Regions from separate parts of the Mus musculus genome. Here region 2 is linked to region 1. A link is a loop called in an ENCODE intact Hi-C map of the cell type or tissue named here. Cell type or tissue: left cerebral cortex. All regions are shown on one strand. Links, peaks and the distances in the headings refer to the core of each region. The heading gives the core; the rest is flanking DNA. Region 1 has its middle 68 kb from the start of Colec10. Region 2 overlaps Samd12 (sterile alpha motif domain containing 12).

Evidence for each region. Hi-C counts contacts between places; a loop is a spot of excess contacts. Peaks named below come from ENCODE experiments on the same cell type or tissue, not always from the same donor. Only the 100,000 strongest peaks of a DNase experiment are listed, where the experiment ranks them.
Region 2: a loop joins it to region 1, with 11 times the contacts of the local background. A loop is called at or near these places in 2 of 42 quality-filtered maps.

What each region holds. Positions count from the first base shown.
Region 1 is chr15:54,474,008-54,482,969 of GRCm38, forward strand. No RefSeq gene overlaps it. Among named protein-coding and RNA genes, the nearest start is that of Colec10, 68 kb to the left of the region's middle. In left cerebral cortex, for the core only: no CTCF peak of the experiment used is centred there; DNase peaks (open chromatin) are centred at 4,834 and 5,331; H3K27ac peaks cover 1,785 bases.
Region 2 is chr15:53,890,062-53,899,023 of GRCm38, forward strand. All of the region lies in intron 1 of Samd12 (sterile alpha motif domain containing 12), which reads right to left. Among named protein-coding and RNA genes, the nearest start is that of Samd12, 7.9 kb to the right of the region's middle. In left cerebral cortex, for the core only: no CTCF peak of the experiment used is centred there; DNase peaks (open chromatin) are centred at 4,713, 4,886, 5,454 and 5,823; H3K27ac peaks cover 2,194 bases.

The sequences.
Region 1 (8,962 bases), core at 3,312-5,811:
TTAGCAGAAAGGCTGAGGACTGATCCGTTGTTCAGGATTCTAAAAACATGTACGTCCTTTACTGTAAAAATAGTATTCTAGTGTGCTTAATCCTCAAGAGACTGAAGGCTCCAGGGAAGGGGGAGGTTGGTAGGGTGGGGAAAGTGCCCTCTCAGAAGCAAAGGGGAGGAGGAATGGGATGAGGAACAATGGTGACAGGACTGAGGGGGCCAATGACTAGAAGGTAAATAAATAAAATCATTTTTAACAATTCAGAAATGAAAAATTAGTGTTCTAGAATTAAAAATGACCCTCATCAGTCTAAAATGATGCTGGTCTCCCTCTCTTACAATTGTGATGTTTATACCAGGTTATGTTAGTTCTATTTAATATATCAAGTAGCATTCAATTTATCCATGACAACAATCATTTTTTCTCTGTTAACCTCACAAAATAAAACTGTGAACTCTTAACATCTACAAAACCTACATTTTTTGTTGTATGCATATCCATTTATTGATATCAAGTTTATTTATCAGCTTGTCATTTTTTCATGGTGATAATTCACTTATTTATTGATTTTTGTGGCCTGGGGAATCAAATGTCAATATTTTCACATCCTAGGCAAGTGCTCTACCATTAAGCTGCATTACCCATTACCATCAACATAAAGTCTTGATATGGAGTACTATGCAGCTATTAAAAACAATGAATTTATGAAACTCTTAGGCAAATGGATGGATCTGGTGGATATCATCCTGAGTGAGGTAACCCAATCACAAAAGAACACACATGATATGCACTCACTGATAAGTGGATATTAGACCAGAAACACAGAATACCCAAGATACAATTTGCAAAACACATGAAACTCAAGAAGAAGGAAGACCAGAGTGTAGATACTTTGATCCTTCTTAGAAGGGAGAACAAAATACCCACGTAAGGAGTTACAGAGACAAAGTTAGGAGCTGAGACTGAAGGAGAGACCCTTCAGGGACTGGGCATCCATCCCATAAACAACCACCAAATCCAGACACTATTGCAAACATTACTCCAGCCCCTGCATGCTCTTTGGTTGGTGATTCAGTCTCTTTGAGCCCCTACAGGTTCAGGTTAGTTGACTCAGTAGGTCTTTTTGTGGTGTCCTTGACCCCTCGGGCTTGCTCAGTTCTTTCCCTAACTCTTCCACAAGACTCCCCAAGCTTTGCTGACAGGACCCTGATATAGCTGTCTCCCGTGAGTCTCTGCTAGTGCCTGGCAAATGCAGAAGTGGATGCTCACAGTTATCTATTGTGCAAAGCACAGGGTCTCCCAATGAAGGAGCTAGAGAAAGCACCCACAGAGCTCAAGGGGTTTGCAGCCCTATAAGAGGAACAACAACATGAACTAACCAGTACCCCCAGAGCTCCCTGGAACTAAGCCACCAATCAAAGAAAACACATGGTGGGACATGTGTCTCTAGCTGCATATGTAGAAGAGGATGGCCTAGTTGGCCATCAATGGGAAGAGAGCCCCCTTGGTCCTGCAAAACCTACATTTTGATGAGGGAATGTGTAGCAGGAATGGCAGGGCTGCCTCTATGTAAATACTGAGGGCAGTGCAGCTGCTGACGCGTCTCTTACTGGAGGACCTAATTGATGACTGCCTGTGACACCAGCATCCCTGCAGGAGGACCTAATTGAGGACTGCCTGAGAGAGCAAGGATTGCTGGTACAAGTAACGCCAGCCAATCAGGAACTGCTGTTTGGAATAGATACTTTCTTGGGACCAATGTGAGCATGAGTAGAGGGTATTAAAGGAATTTTCATCAATGTTCAAAGAGCTTGCTGCAGCATTTCTCACCTGCTCCCAGAGTCTGTGTCTTTGACTCTGCACCAACTTACTCCCAATCCCCAAGTGCAGGTAGGATCGGGCTGAGAGCTGTCCAGGACACAGGCAACATGAATGAATGAATGAATGAATGAATGAATGAATATGCATTCTTTATAAACTTCTCTATAAGTTCACCCTCATCATTTGCAATTTTAGATACACATTTTCAAACCTATATATCTATTAGTAATTTTCACAGAAGGTTCACCTTCCTGATTTATGCTTATTCACTTGGTGTGTTGTTGCCTCTTAGTTCAAATATGTTGCTATAAGGAAATGTCGTAAGTTATGTGGCTTATAGCCAGGCATAATAGCACAGGACTTAAATCCCAGCACTTGGGAGACAGAGGCAGGTGTACCTCTGAGTTCAAGGTCAGCTTGGTCTGTACAGTGAGTTCGAGAGCAGCCAGGGCAACACAGAGAAACTCTGTCTTGAGAAGGAACAGAAAAAAGTTATGTGGCTTATAGACAACAGATATCTAATTCTCTTATTTCTAGAGGCTGTGAAGTCCAAATGTGATGTGCTATAGATTTGTGTCTGTCAAGTGTTTATTCTGAGTTTTATGGATGATATCTTATGGTGCCACATTCATCTTCATAGAGCAAATGTCAAAATAGTGTCCAGGATATAACAAGTAATAACTTGGTGTCTATCCAACTATTTCATAAGTGGTAGAGCTGGAAATAGAATGCAAAATCACTGCTACCTATGGGTCCTATTTTGTGCAAGATGCTATCGTGCAAACTTTGAGAAACATGGCCCATATACATAAGGGAGTTCAGAAGAATCGTGAAGGTGATGTGTTTATGAAGGTCCCGAGAAGAATTTTCACTGGGTAATGAACACATTGGGAAGTCACAGCCTCTGCAGCTAGTGGTTGAAACAACTTACAGATCCTGACAGACATTCACACAAGAGTTACCTGGCAAGAACTTCCTGGGAAATCAGAAGATATTGTGCATCCAGTCAGGGAGGGAAGCCAAAAGCTCAGGAGTTGTCCTGAATCCTCTGTTCTGTTTCTGATATGTGCTGCACATTGACCAACCCAAACCAGATGCCAGAGGGCAATATGTCCATTTCTTGTATAAAATTCAGCATCTTGAGTATCTAAACAAGGTATAAAGCCAGACAGAAACAAAATCAAATGGGCAAATAAAATGCCCAAACAGAGTAAACTCCAAACATGTTTCTGAAGCCAACTGAGGATAATCTTTGCCTATGCGGAATATTCCTATAAGAATCGAGAAAAGCTAGAAAATTTGAAGACCTTGAATTTTAAAAAGCAGCAAGCAATGGAAAACTAAGATTAATACAGATAGTCCTGATGTGGCTTGGAGTTGAAAACTGGGAGGAATGATTAAAAACCTGATGTGATACAAAATGTATGAAGGCTTATTGAGTTAGGAGTTTCAATTACAAGAGACAGAAGTCCAGCTCACACAAATGGAAGCAAGAAAGAAAACAGGAGACAGGACCATGATTTGATTATGACAGCTCTAAATCCAGTGTATTTTAATCTTTTGGTTATCTTAGTCATTTTTGTTGTTTTTTGTTTTGTTTTGCTTTTTTGTCATATTAGAGGAAAGTTGATACAGTTCAGACTCTCATTCTTCCTCTTTATCAGTTCAGAGAGAAAGCCAATACATCAGACACAATAACATAATACCTGTGTGCTAAGGACCAGCCTCATCTTGGAGAGAGGTCCTGAGAGAAGGGGTGTTTGAAAGCAGCAAGAAAAAAAAAGACTTAAAGTCAATCATGGGGTACAAGCTGGTGACCTGTGTTCTGCTCAAGACAGCTTTCTCTGGAGAACTCCGGGCAGCTCAAGCAGACAGTCAGTTCTCACAGACCAAAGCTGAGTCTTTTACTCCAGATTCCCTTTTGATTATCCCATGAATCAGCATACCTTCACCCCAACCCCCTGATTCTTAGAAAAAGACAGCAAGCATATTTTTTAAAATTGCAAATGAGTTCAGATATCTCCCTACCTTTGTAAGTACAAACAATAAACTTGGCTGTGTGAGATCCTATCCTGAGATTACCATTCCAACCACACCTGGACCACTCTATCCCAGGCTGACCTTGAACTCAGGAATCTTCCTGCCTTTGTATCTTTCTGACAAACTGTCTCACACTGTTGCTGTTTATATTCTTTTAGGTCTGTGAAGTCCTTCATATAATTCATACTACATCCTTGTATTTTGCATAGTTGAGAAATTATTTTTGAACCTGTGCTTTTAGAGTTCTTTCCCACAGCCTTAAGAGCTATCCTAAAGGTCACAGAGTTTACCATTTTTGCTGAAGACATAAATACACCCTCACTTCCCAGACTCTGTCTGTCTCTGATTATCATGGAGACATTAAACTTGACAAAGAGGATATTACCTAAAATCTTTGGCAGGGGGAATATTTCCCGAGGGAGAAACATGAAGTAAAATACACATATTTTTAAACAAACAAGCTTCATGCCAAGCAACTGTCAACATTCATGGAGGCGATGAGGTACACTATCTCTTCCATGACCATGCAGGACTCAGCACCTGTAGTTGCCCCAAATGCTTGTTCTTGATCTTATTTTACTCTTGCCACTGTTCTAAAGGCTGTAGGACCTTAGGAGAATGGAGTCAATAAATAAGGCAGACTAAAGCCTGATTCATCAGCCAACTTTATTCAGAGCATTGGACAATTTATTAAGAAGAGTCACATGAGTAAAGTGTACAGTTATAAGGACAAGTCACACATAGCAGACAAATTGCATGTAGCAAAAGCATTTATTTCCATAGAGGCATATAAACAAATAATAATAGCCAAGTGTAATGAATAATCTGAAGTAAACTTACTCCAGTCTGCCAGACTGGAGGAGATTGAAAACACACTTCAAGAACAATTCTGTGTTTTTGAAAAAACTTAGGTCACAAGACTCTTCTTTTCTTGGAGTTTTCTCACAAGTACTAAGAATTATTCTACACAACTCCATTCTTGGGCCATGTTCCAACACATTACAATGACAAGTGTGAGGGTATAATAGAGGATCTCGTTAGCCATAGAGTTGATATATTCTTCATATCTATCTATCTATCCAGAGATCTATCTATCTATCTATCTATCTATCCAGAGATCGATACATTAATCCTCCTCATAGGAAGCACTAGTATTTGAACTGTGCTGACTTAAATTTAAATGAAGAGCTGAGTAGGAGAAGGGAAATATGTAAAATACAACTAATGTATTTAGGTATATGTAGGCTATGCCTCCACCATCATAGTTACTCAGCACTTTCTATCTTAAAAGTCTTGACACCATCTAGTTCTTCTACCCAGTGTCCTAAGACCAGTGGAACTTTATATATAACTATCACAAGGCATCATTAGTCTTCTTGTTAAATTGTAGAATGCCTCCCACACTCCTTATTTCCTTCTGTTCTCTCTCATCCTCCGGTTCTCAGTTAACTTGCTCCTGCCAAGTGATTCAGCCCAGAGACACTTGTCAGATATGACAGATGTAAGCATGAATTCATTTGCAGTTACATTGCATCTCATCTCAAGATTTCTTCTAAAAGATGTGATCTGTTATTCCACAGTGCGGGGCATTTATTTTGGTGTAAAATAATGAGTCCTCAGCCTTAAACTAAAGCTGGTAATAAAAGGCAACATTTCCCTTTGACCTGCTCCACCTTGAGAACACTGGTTTGAACCTCGATCCAACCAGCCAGACTATGCTTACTGTATGAATAAGACCATAAGGATGTAACTGCTGGTCCGAATTCAATTTTATAATGCCATATCGCTTTCAAACTCACAGAGATTTTAGTTTCCCTGAGTATTTGACCAGTTACTGGAAGTTTCCCAAATGGGGCGCTAGCAATTGCAATTTTCCACACAGCAAGCATGCAAGCTCTATAATGTATTTCAAATTGTTACAATGCCTGTCGTCATCTTATTTTGTATTTACACTTATTTCAAGCTTACATTTCAGGGATGAAACAATGTCTGTTTCTGTTCTTTAAAGCAACATTTTTTCTGTTAAGATGACTCATTATATTTGGAAACTTGGCCATACTGTCAATTTGAGAACTGGAGCTTGTTCTGGGAGTTATGATAAGTGCACATAGGCAGTTTTACTTGCTGACCCCATCAGCAGGGCTTCTCTCTGAGGAAAGAGAATGCCTTCGACTGAGGCATTCTGCCAGCCATCATTTTGTGGCAAGGACATCTCCTTTGTTCATTGTTCTCCCTGGCCACATCTAATGTGGATATTGGAGACCATGCTTTATCCTTGAGCTGTGATAACTTGTGCAGTTTGACTTTTTTTCTTCAAAGGTTTTGGGACCTAAGAGTACTTTGAGGTCTGAAAAAAATCAAATGATTTTTTTAAAGATAAGGATTGTAGTTTCCTTAGCAATGTAAACCATTCAGAAGTAAGTAGGTTTCTGGTCTGCTTACTTTTAGCCCCATATGCAAGCGCAGAGTTCTTTGACAGAGGAGTTCTCAAGTCCTATGTCTATGTTTCCAGGATCAGTCCCTGGCTCACCCAACCTGTCACCATAATCTCTCTTAAGCCAATGCCTTTTTTTTCTTGTGGAATCTCTGGAAATACAGTTAATAAGTCTATGTTCTGCTGAAATTTGCTATATTAGGACTTTATTCAACTTCTTAGGGCTTCTCATCATCAAGGATTCAGCATCTTACATGGCAAGACCCTGATTCCCATGCGTTGCTTCTCTTGATTCACTCATGGAGTGGCCAGTTCCTTTCTTAGACATGCACTTATATATCACCTTGCTGAGGCAAGCAGTAATGACCTAAAATTTTGATGTTCTTGTCCTACCCAGCCATTTCTAAAATCCTAGGTTAAAGGCACCTATTCTACTCTAGTTACTATTGGCATAGACTTTCTGGTTATGCATCACAGAATAACAAAGTTCATTTTTTACTCAATTTACAGTTGAGAATAGGCTAAGCATGCTTTTCCACCTCATAAGGATCCAATAGGTCACCTTTAATCTCATAGGTTGCCACAGTAAAGAAGGAAAAAGTTAGAGAGCTTCACAGCATGCTTTTATAAGACAGAGACTGAAGGGGTTTGAGTACCTATTCCTTCATATAGTATTTCATTATTGGACCCCATAGATGGATATTCCTTTATTAAAGTTAGATTAGTCCCCTATAGATTACTGAGGTGAATCTTCTTTAGTTTTAATTAACATATAATTATTACATTACTTTCTCTCTTCCATTCTTTTCCCCAACCTTCTCCAGATACCATTTTTACATCCTAATTTCTCTCACATGTATTGCTTCTTTTTCTTTGGTATACACACACACACACACACACGACACTTTTTGATATGAAAAATATTTATTCCTATAAGTTAGAACAAAATATTGTTGTTTAAGTGGCCCATTATGCCTAGCAATTGAAATACTTTTCTTACAGAAGAGAATTCAGTCAAAAATAAATCATGTGGCCAGGTATGGTGACACACAATTTAATCGCAGCACTGCGGAGGTGGAGGCAGGTATATCTCTGTGAGTTTGAGGTTACCCCAGTAAATTCTACGACAGTCAACACTATACAGTGAAAACCTGTCTCTAAATAAATAAATAAGGTACAATGAATCACATATATTTTACATGAGCAAAATTAAGTGTTCTCAGTGTAGAATGACCTAGGGATGGTAGCCCTTTTGTGGGCTCTAGAAGGGACAGCATACCAAACATAGGACAATAATGGTATTGAAAGATCTAGGTTAAGGATATAGACAGTGATTTTAAACAAATCATTCAACTCTGTGTTTCAGGTACCTTCCCCTTAAATGGAAGGAATAAACAACTTACCACACTAGATTGCTGTAGGTCTTAATACATATAAAGTAATAAGCAATGTATGATGTGCAATACATGCTAATGTAGTTTTTAAAGTGTCACATCATTGTGGACCTGAAGAGACAGCTCTGGGGGTAAAATGCTTGCCGCACTAGTGTGAATGTCTATTTCAGATCTCAGGATATGAAGTCGTGGGTGGAGCTATATGTAGTAGAGGATAACTGAAATCCCAAAGCTTCAGTGGTGAAATGGAATATGGGGGAAAGGAGAACTTCAGAGCCCTTGCAGCTTGCAGGCCAATTATCCTGGCATACATAGTGAAGAGCAATAAGAGACCCTGCCTCAAAGGCAGGAGGTGGAAGGTGAGAACTGACTCCTAAGCTCATCCCATGTGCATCGTGACAGGCACACAAACAAAGACACTTTTAAGTGTCACATAGAAAAATGTTGAAACATCAGAATACAGGGCAGCAGAAAATTAGCAAATACAGTATTTTCCCAATAGGTTAGAAAGTCAGGTGTAGATATGCACATGTACATATGGAACACATGCAGCGCTGCTGTCAAAATAACATGCATTGTCATGATTCATAGTATTTTAACACATTTATATCTGCATGTTTTACTTTACTTCAGTTCTGTTGGTGTGAAAAGACATGAATAAAACTTTTCTACATGGTCTACTCTGGTTATGCCTAATAAATATTCTTCCTAAATCTCATTCAGAAGTTATTGACGAGTGATGGTGACTTCATCAGAGCAGACATCTGAAAAAAAAATTGGTTTTAATCATAAATTAAACTATCTCTTTTTTAGTAAATTTCAAGTAGTACCAGTAACGAGTACTTATTAAATCTGGTGCCAGACACTGAAATAAACAAAGCTATAAATAATTGGTTTCCCCCCGTGGCAGTAGGAACAGAACATGTGCCTGTAAGGAACTTATAATCCGCATGCTTATGAATATGAGATTGTAACTTGAAAGTTGTCTTTGATGCTTTGCTTTCTTCTATCAGCACAGCAAGCAATGAAGTCAAATGTTGCCACCAGGACTGACCGGTGCTGATGACTTTTTTTAACCTCCCTCCAGGTCTTGCGTCTATCAGAGGACTGGCACAAAACAGAAGCTGTACTCACAATGCGTAAACTTAAACCAAGGATAGATAATGACAACCCAGGCAAAGCAAGGAGAAACACAGAAATCTTAGGCTGACAAAAATGGAGCAGCACTGATACCTGTACGTCTGAGAGGAAATGGGAGGGTGTGGTCACTGAAGAGAGACCT
Region 2 (8,962 bases), core at 4,184-6,683, 580 kb before region 1:
AGAACTCATCTCAAAATACAAGGTAGATGACTCCTGAATAAGATTTAAAGTTTGTCTTTGCACATACATGAACACATATGGGAACAGACATCTGCACTGAATAGAGTAGTTTCTTCCTTTGATGCCTATCAATATTCTGAACTATCATGATGCAGACTTGCTTCTCTATTTGATTTCAAATCTTTTTTGTGCATTGGCAAAGCCAGTGAGTGGGCAGGCCCTATAACACACTTACTGGTTGACTCTATACATCATGAGTGATTGACATTGGACATGGTAGAGGACTCCCATGGCTACTTCTTCTTGCCTCTTGAAAATTCTCCTTGACCCTCTGAAATGCTGCAGTCACATGGTTCTCACACCAGCATCTACTGCTTTGGCCCACATACTGCCTTAAATGTGTACCGAGAAAAATGTGAAAAAGGCAATGTGTGAACATATGGGTAAAAGCATTTGACAGGGAAGAGATATGAGCAGACAGAAGAAACTTAAGATCTGTTGTGATCCTAGGAAGAGGAATACATTTCTTAGCAGTAGGATGTAGTCCTGGAAAGAAGACACAGCCATTTTAGAGGGCCCTGAAGTCGAAGAACTTGGACTCCATTGTGTTGTCAGTGGAGAGCCCCTGACCAGTTAGGATTAATTATATATCTGCTCTTCCTTACAATTAAATAATCCCAAATCCAGGATCTTTTACCCCCTAGAAAACATTTCTAACACCTGTCCTTCCTGTCCTTTCCCCCACCCCATGACTATTATCTTATTATTACCTTATGTATTATTCTGTAGCTCTGATAAAATACCAAGACCAAGTCAATTTATTGAAAAAGACAGTTAGTTATTTGGGCTTACAGTTCTAGAGGAATAAGGGTCCATCAAAGTGGGGAAGTGGAAGACATAGCAGCCATAACAGGAAACTGAGAGCTCTCACCCTTTACCATAAGCATGAAGCAGGGGGAGCCAACTGGAAGTGGTGTGTTTATTTAACCTCAAAACAAGTTCATCATTCTAAATGCCAGTGCAAGCCAAGGTCTCCTGATATGATCAGTGAGAGACGAATCGTAAGCAGACATGGGCTGGAGGGGGTCTCAGCAAGACTGAGGTGGAGACAAATTTATGCCAAGCAATCAGACTTTTTATACACTTATCAGAAACAGGGTATAATGATAGCTTCCAGGATAAAATGACGTTTGCAAGCTATACAAGGTACACAAGATCAATGCCTAAGACTAACTGCCCTGTCAAATTTCTATATGATTCATTGACCTCAAAGGGACACAGAGGAAAGAAGGGGGACCTGAACACTTCACTGCCTGAGGGAGTACTGTGGTTTCCCAGAAACTGAAAGGCTCACATTGACCTGGGAGCCACAGACTCTAACTTGAAAAAAATCTATGATTCATGCCTCTCAAGGAAGCTATTGCAGACCAACTTCATGATTTTCCAAACCCAATGACATACTTCCTCCAGCAAGACTGCAACCCCTAAACCTCTCCAAAGAGCAACACCAACTGGAGACCAAATGTTCCAATGCTGAGACTATGAGGGGTGTTTCTCGTTTAAACCACCACATCTTCTATGTTTTCATTTTTGACTTTTGCCTGTCTACATTAGGACTAACCTTTCAATTGTAGTTACATAACAAAACATACAGTGACCTTTAGTCACTTGCTCTGATACAAAGAAAGTGTGCAGTTTGCTCTCACGGCCTCCTTTTTATATTTAAAACATGAATCTTGTTGTTTGTTTGTTTGTTTGTTTGAGACAAGGTCCCACTATGTAGTTCTGGTTGTCCTGGAATTCACTATGTAAACCAGCTGGCCTCAAATTCACAGAGATCCACATGCCTCTGTCTCCCAAGTTCTGGGATTAAAGGCATGGACCACTACACATGGCTAGAGCATGAATCCTTGATTGAACTGATTAATAACCAGGAGGGAAAGTCTCAATGACCCTAGAACTGTCTATACCACTGGGTGCCATTAATGAGGTACAACATATAGAAGGCACGTAAGTATCCATTATCAAAGAAAAATACCAATTATCAGTAATTACAGGCTGGATGAATTTGGATACCAGGATGGGCAAACCATGGCAATAAAAGCCAAGACGCAGTGTTCTATATGAACAGATACAAATGCATAGTGATCGATCTAGGCTCACAAAAATTAGAGACTTACTCCAACAACTTAGAAGAAATGTCTGTAAGAAAGAGCACAATTAATATCTTATTTTTATACTGTCCATCATAAATCACTAAGGTTTCTAAAAGACAACTAGTAAACAAAATTCAAATTACCAAATTGGAACATGCCAAAATAAAAACAACACAATGTTAGGAAAATGCAATGACCTTTAAATCTGGCAAATATTCCCACAAAGCCCACACTGGCTGAGAAGTTGTGTAGATTTATAAAAGTGTTTTATTATGAATCCAATTTCCCTCAGTGCTCAGATGGGGTGTGTATGGGGATCACATATAAGCGTCCAGGAAAGACTATTTGTGAAAGTGCAGCCCAGTTGCAGCAAGAGAACCAAGCAGTTTGGAGTCATCAATACCATGAGATGACCACGAAGAATAGCCGCAGTGGTGAAAGAGAGCCAGCAGGAGCCTGGAAGTTAGGCAGTGTGTGCTGCAGAGGGTGGAGCCAGGCAAGTGACCCAAGCCCTTGGGAAGAGCTCAGAAGATCTCGAATGTATCACAGACATTGGATATTGCGTTGTTTACACGGTTGGTGAAACTTTTAAAGTTGTATGTTTTATATTGTGAAGTTAGTATTAACATGCTGTCTTGGGGATAAATGAGGAAGGAAAGGTTCTGAGTGAAAAGCAATGTGTTTACATGTCAAGTTGACAAAGGTTCAGTTGTGATGGCTACTCATTCAACTTGACACAAGGTAGAATCATCAAAGAGGAAAGAACCTCACTAGAGAAAACGGCTCCATAAGACCAGGCTATAGGCAAGCCTGTAGGGCATTGTATGAATTAATGACTGATGGGGATAGGGTCAATCTTGAGATGGTAGCCTTGGTGCTAAGAGAAAGCAATGGGGATAAAGCCAGTAAGCAGCACTCTCCATGGCCTCTGCTTCAGCCCCTGACTCCATGTTCTTGTTCTGCTTAAGTTCCTGCCCTCAGTGCCTTTGGTGATAAACTGGAATGTGGAAATTTGAGTGAAATAAACCCTTTCTTCCCCAAATTGCCTTTTCACTAAGGTGTTTTATCACAATAGTAACCCTAACTAAAAAAAAAAAAAAAAAAGTGCAATGGCCCATGGCTGTGGCTAAATTCAGATGCAAATCTACTGCCAGACCCACTTCCTAGCTGAGAATACCGTGATTTTGCAGGCAAACCAAATACTGCTCTTACTGCATAAATGAACAGTTGATAAGAGACTCAATTCTCCTTGCAAAATACAAGCTTCTTCCTCAACATTTATCCACTGTAAAAAGAGCAAACCTTCCCTTAGGCCACAAGGTTAATGTCAACTATCCCACAGGCAGAACTAACTCATCTTAGCAGGAAAGACCAATCCTTTCAGAAACAGTGAGCTGTTTTCTTCCTTTTCTAACTAACCTTGATTTTTGCAAAATGTTGATATTTTACTTTATTGTTTACTAACTCTGTGTGTGTGTGTGTGTGTGTGTGTGTGTGTGTGTGCGCGCGCGCAGGTGTATAGGGTTTTATTCATGTGATAGCAATGTCTAAGGCTCGAAGAGAGCATCAGGTCCCATAAAGCTGGACTTACAGATAGCTGTTGGCTGTTCATTGTGGGTGCTGGGAACCAAACCCCAGTTATCCCCAAGAGCAGCAGGTGTTCTTAACCACTTTGTCTCTCCAATCCCTGCACTCAGATCTTAAAGCTTGTCAAATCATGTCTTTCTTGTCCACATACTTGCCAAAATTTCCCCCAAATCCAGCTCACCTTGGCATGTCCTCTTCTGACTGCTCTCCCAAACACAACGGTGGCAAAACTAGTGTCCAGATGTCCATGACTTCTCACAGAACCTACTCAAAAAACATTGAGCCTTTCTCCTTGAAATGCTAATGTTGGAGACATTTTTTAGGCAATATCCACACTGAAGTGTGGGGTGTGTACTTGTCATAGCCACACAGCTGTCCTCCAATCCTACCCAACCAGCAGAGCCATGATATCCTGAATCTCTTCTTTGTGTGAGGCCTCCTGAAGATGATTGGGACACAGAACGCAAATCCCTGTGAAAGAGCACTGTGTGAAGCAAAGCTTCCTCAGAGAACAGGTTGGCAGTTCTGTACAAGGCTAAACATTTTTTTAATGTGCTGGGGAGAGGAATGCTTGTATGTGTTCGTGTACCCGTGTGCCTATTTTGTGACCATGCTCATCTGATGTGTGTGCATGTGGAGGACTGAAGTTGACGTCAGGGGTTGGTCTTTTGTTGTCCTCCTTCCTTTTGTTCCAAACATGGTCTTTCACTGAACCTAGAGCTTGTCATTTCAGCTAGACTGGTTGGCCAGTGAACTCCAGACTTCCTGCTGTCTCAGCCCTCTTCACTGGTGAGCTTTCAGATACAGGCCACCACACATGGGTTTTGCATGAGTGGTAGAGATCTGAACTCATGTACGAACACTTCTGCAGGAAGCACATTTCCACCTGAGCCATCTTCCCAGCTCCTACAACACTTGCTACAAGAACACAGTTTATTTGACTTAAAACTCCTACTCTGGTTCACACAAGAGAAATGAGTAAGTCACACAAACTGGAAGCAGTTGTTTTCAGTGGTTCACTAATAACAATCACTGACTAGAAACACTCCACGTGTTCTGAATAAGTGTCAGTATTTCCACAGCACAGAATATTGCTCAGGTACTACTCTTCAATAGCAACAAGATGTATGTGGCATTATGTGACATTCTAGAAGAGGAAAATCACAGAGACGGAATCCAGATCAGTATTGTCAGGGACTATAGGAGTATAAGGCATGCATGAACTTTGCAAGGTGTTAGAATTGTTCTAGCTCTTCATTGCAATGTTGGTTACAGGAATATGTGTTTTCCAAAAGTGTGAGAACTATAAAATTTTACCATAGATGATTCACACCCAAATAATCCAAGTTTTAAAAACCTTTAAAATATTAATATGAAACCATAAAGTACAGAACAAGAAATGAGTAAGAAATATGCATCTATATCTATATTGAGAATGGAGTCTATAAATACATTTCGAATGGAGGCCAAGTTATTGAAAATAACACCGACACAATTGGAATGATACTTTATCTGGACAGAGAAGGTAAGAAGCTTATTTTATGTCCGCTTAAAACACACTTTTGCTATAATTATGAATATGATGTGAATTCATAGGACAAAAAGAACCTACTTTTATTTCTTATATAATTTCTCCATCAAGATTTATGCCAGCAGGACAATATCTTTCATTTCACACTTGACTCTTCACAGCCTAGTTGGAAAAGCTATCATTTTTCCTCCAGAATATTTTAAGATATTCTATATCACCAAGGGTGTTGCTTGAGGCTTAGAAAATTTTCATATTTCTCTTGGGCACATATGCCAACATTGTTGCTGATGTTCTTCTGCAAGGAGACCTAACTCTGCCTAATTTTAATTGGGACATTGGCCCCATTCCTCCAGTTGACCAATGTCATTTCCATAGAGTCCATTCACATCTCTTCTGTCTTGAAAAGGCTGAAATTACTCTTATTTTGCCTCTATGTCGTATATCTGAGTGTTGGAAGGGAGGCAAGAGGGAGATGGACAGACAGGAAGGTTTATGAAATTGATATTTCTAAAGTAACTTTGGGAGAGCAATATTCAGGTGAGAGATGACTCTCTACTGAATATGTTCCTGGAACAATAGCTTCTTGTGCGATGCTCTCCTTTAGCCAGGTACGCCTGCTCCCATATTGAGTTCAGAGCAGCTTCAGATTACCAGCATGGCTGTCATAAGATTAGGCCCACTAGCATTCCTTTGTTCAAGAAAGGAAAGGCTAACAGGGCTCAGGAGGGATTCAGAAGCCGCTCATTAGGCCCAACCCCTCTGACGTTTCTTCTGTGGTATGGCTGCCCTTAAGTTGTTCCTGCTCCTTTAGATAAATCCTTACCTAAGCTCCTGTAAGTAACCCCAAGTAAACTTGAGATTCACCAAATGCATTTAAGGTAGAATCATTTCTTTGGTGCCCTTCCTGGGGTGAATAAATATCTTTTCATATCTCCTTAGGAAAAGTTAAGCCAATACATGTATATCTTTTGTTGTCCTGTAAATACATATCATCTGATTATGAATATGTTAGGATATGTTTTCAACTGAAGATGTTTTATACTCAATGTATCAATTACAGTTTGTTGATACCATTCCACTTGGATACCTATCAGATACTATGTCACATGGTTTAGCTACATTCCTAAGTAGGTTGAGAGCATGATCTAAGCATAGAGCTTAACATTCAATGAACAGTCACTGAGCAACCACCAGCCTGTGTCTTAAACTTGCCCTTGATAGTATGGCAGCACTTGTAGTATGTCTATGAAGGCATGCCTCTTGGTATCCCCATCAGATTAATGGACAAAAGAACCTCAGATAATGTTCCATGCATTGCCCAGAAACACAATGAAACACACTCTGCACCTCTGGATAGCTGTTCAGTTTGTCTAGCTATACAACCTGCATATTTAAAGCCACCGTTACTACTCTATACCCCACAGTGAAGAAACCACAAGACATGAAGGTTGTGAAGGATCTAAGAGAGGGCCTGAGCACCCACGGTGTCCTAGGACAGTTGAAGACCACCTCCATCAAACAGTCCACAGAGATCTGACACATCACTTGAGACCTTGGTTGTGCTTAACAAAATGCCACAAATACCTTCCCCAGCAGTGAGGCAACCCAGAAGCAGCAGGGAGTAAAGAAATCCAACGTGCCAACCTACTCCTCCAGGCCTCAGAGATCTGGGAAGTTGGCTGTGGGAGGCAGTGAGGCGGGCCACCCCTGTCACTGGCAGCTGTGCCATCCTTCTCTGCATGCAGGGAGGGAACGGTACAAGCAGCTCTTGCACCCACACTTTAGCAAAACCGGACTAAATATAGCCACCTTTTTTTCTCTTATGAGCCAGTTCAGGGAGGGTGGTACTGTTCCATTCCACTTCAGAACCAGGCAGGAACCAGCATGATATACAGGAGCAGAACTTCTCTCACTTGCTCCTATGGCTTCCAAAGAGCCATATATATGCAAGGTCCAAATGGACTAGAGAGTGCTGAAGTTCTACATAGCAAACGACAGTGCCCTTAACAAAAGGAATATGCTAAAGTAGACTCAGATGCGCTTTCTAGAACTTTCTTGTCCATAGGAAACAATGGGACTACTAGCATTTGGGAGAAACCCCTTTTGGAAGCACACATTATACATACATGTTCCATGCCCTTTACCCACAACCACACCCATAAATCCTAATGAAAGGCTCACTCAATGCTGCTACTCCTCCATTAGCCTGTCCCTAAATGCCCCATTTGTTTTCAGACCTCCCACGTTATCGTTGCTTGTAGTTTTATTTAGCACTTACAGCACTCTGTCTATTGGGTTTCTCTCTTTCACCAAATTGTAGGTAGGGGAGGAGGAGATGGGAACAGAGTGGCTCAGGCCTCTTCCTTATTACGTCAGCCACCATATCTGCCTTAGTTCTTTCCACAAGGACAGCATCTCATATCCATTGCCAGAAATAGGAAACCTATCTAAAGACCCTCTTTCTCCTAATGAATAAAAGACATAGCATCTTCGGAGTTTAAGGCTTCATACTCCCAATGGCTTCTCGATGACATGTCACCACAGCAGCTGCCATGACTCAGCGCTTCACTCAGTTCTACCGGTAAAGGTTTCCAGAATTTCCCTATCTCTATTCTAGCCCTTGTGCATTCTGGCCTATGAGAACAGCAAAGCGATTGAGGAAGACAGGGTAAGATGAAAGAGATGAGTAAAGCCTGATCTATGTAAGGCAACCATGGGATTAGACCAAGCCCTGTTTGAAGCAGACTGCAAGAGCTATGGGGAGTGGCAAGGACCACTGCCACAGCTAGTTTCCTATCCCAGTTTTGAGGCCTCCTTTCTTATTCATGTAGTCACTCCCTAGGAACTTTCAGTGATGAGTAACCAGTCCACAGTTCTTATTTCCAAACAAAGTGATCAAGAGGAGCTGATGAGGCAGGTAAATCAGATCTGATGGGCTAGAAAATAAAATGAAATTAAGCAAAAAGGGAAGAGGAGGAAGAGGAGGAGGAGGAGGAGACCATTAATGGCATATGTAGTGGAAGAGTGCCATGGACTGGGCTCAGTCGTCCCCCCTCAATCTGTGGGAATCAGGGTTCTGGCAGGTGTGCATGGAGTCAGCGAGAATTGACAAACAGACACAGACAAGAGAGAGTGGGAACATTTGGATTGAGATACCCATGGTTTCACTGCTTCTACAGGTAGACAGTGTTGGGAATTCCTCAACATGGTGTTCAGTATAGGATTCAAATAACTCATAATCACACCCAGTGACTCATCCAACTCTCATTCACCCATTCATTCAGAGAGCACACATGGGCTAGACATAAGACAGAATGAAAAGGGAGTTATAAAAGTCTTGGTGGGATAGCACAATGGCAGAGAAGCCTCTTGTCCATTGCATAGAGCAGAGGGTTTCATCAAAATGCTTCTGGTCTCTCTCCTCATCTTCTTGCAGGGATAAAAACAGAGGATAGTAATCTTATGTGCATGCCTCTGGGAGCCACAGGGCACAGGCTTCCGCAGGAAGTTGTGGATGTCATTTCTTTCTGCTTTAAGGCTGTAAGTATGAGGGGTGGAGCCTCTACAAGGGTGAGTTCACCCAAAGAGCAGTATGAACATGCTCACTGACTAAATGACTCAGAGTCTGAAAGGTGACCCAAGATGATCGCTTGTGATAAAGGTGGTATTGTTATTTCATATTGTTATT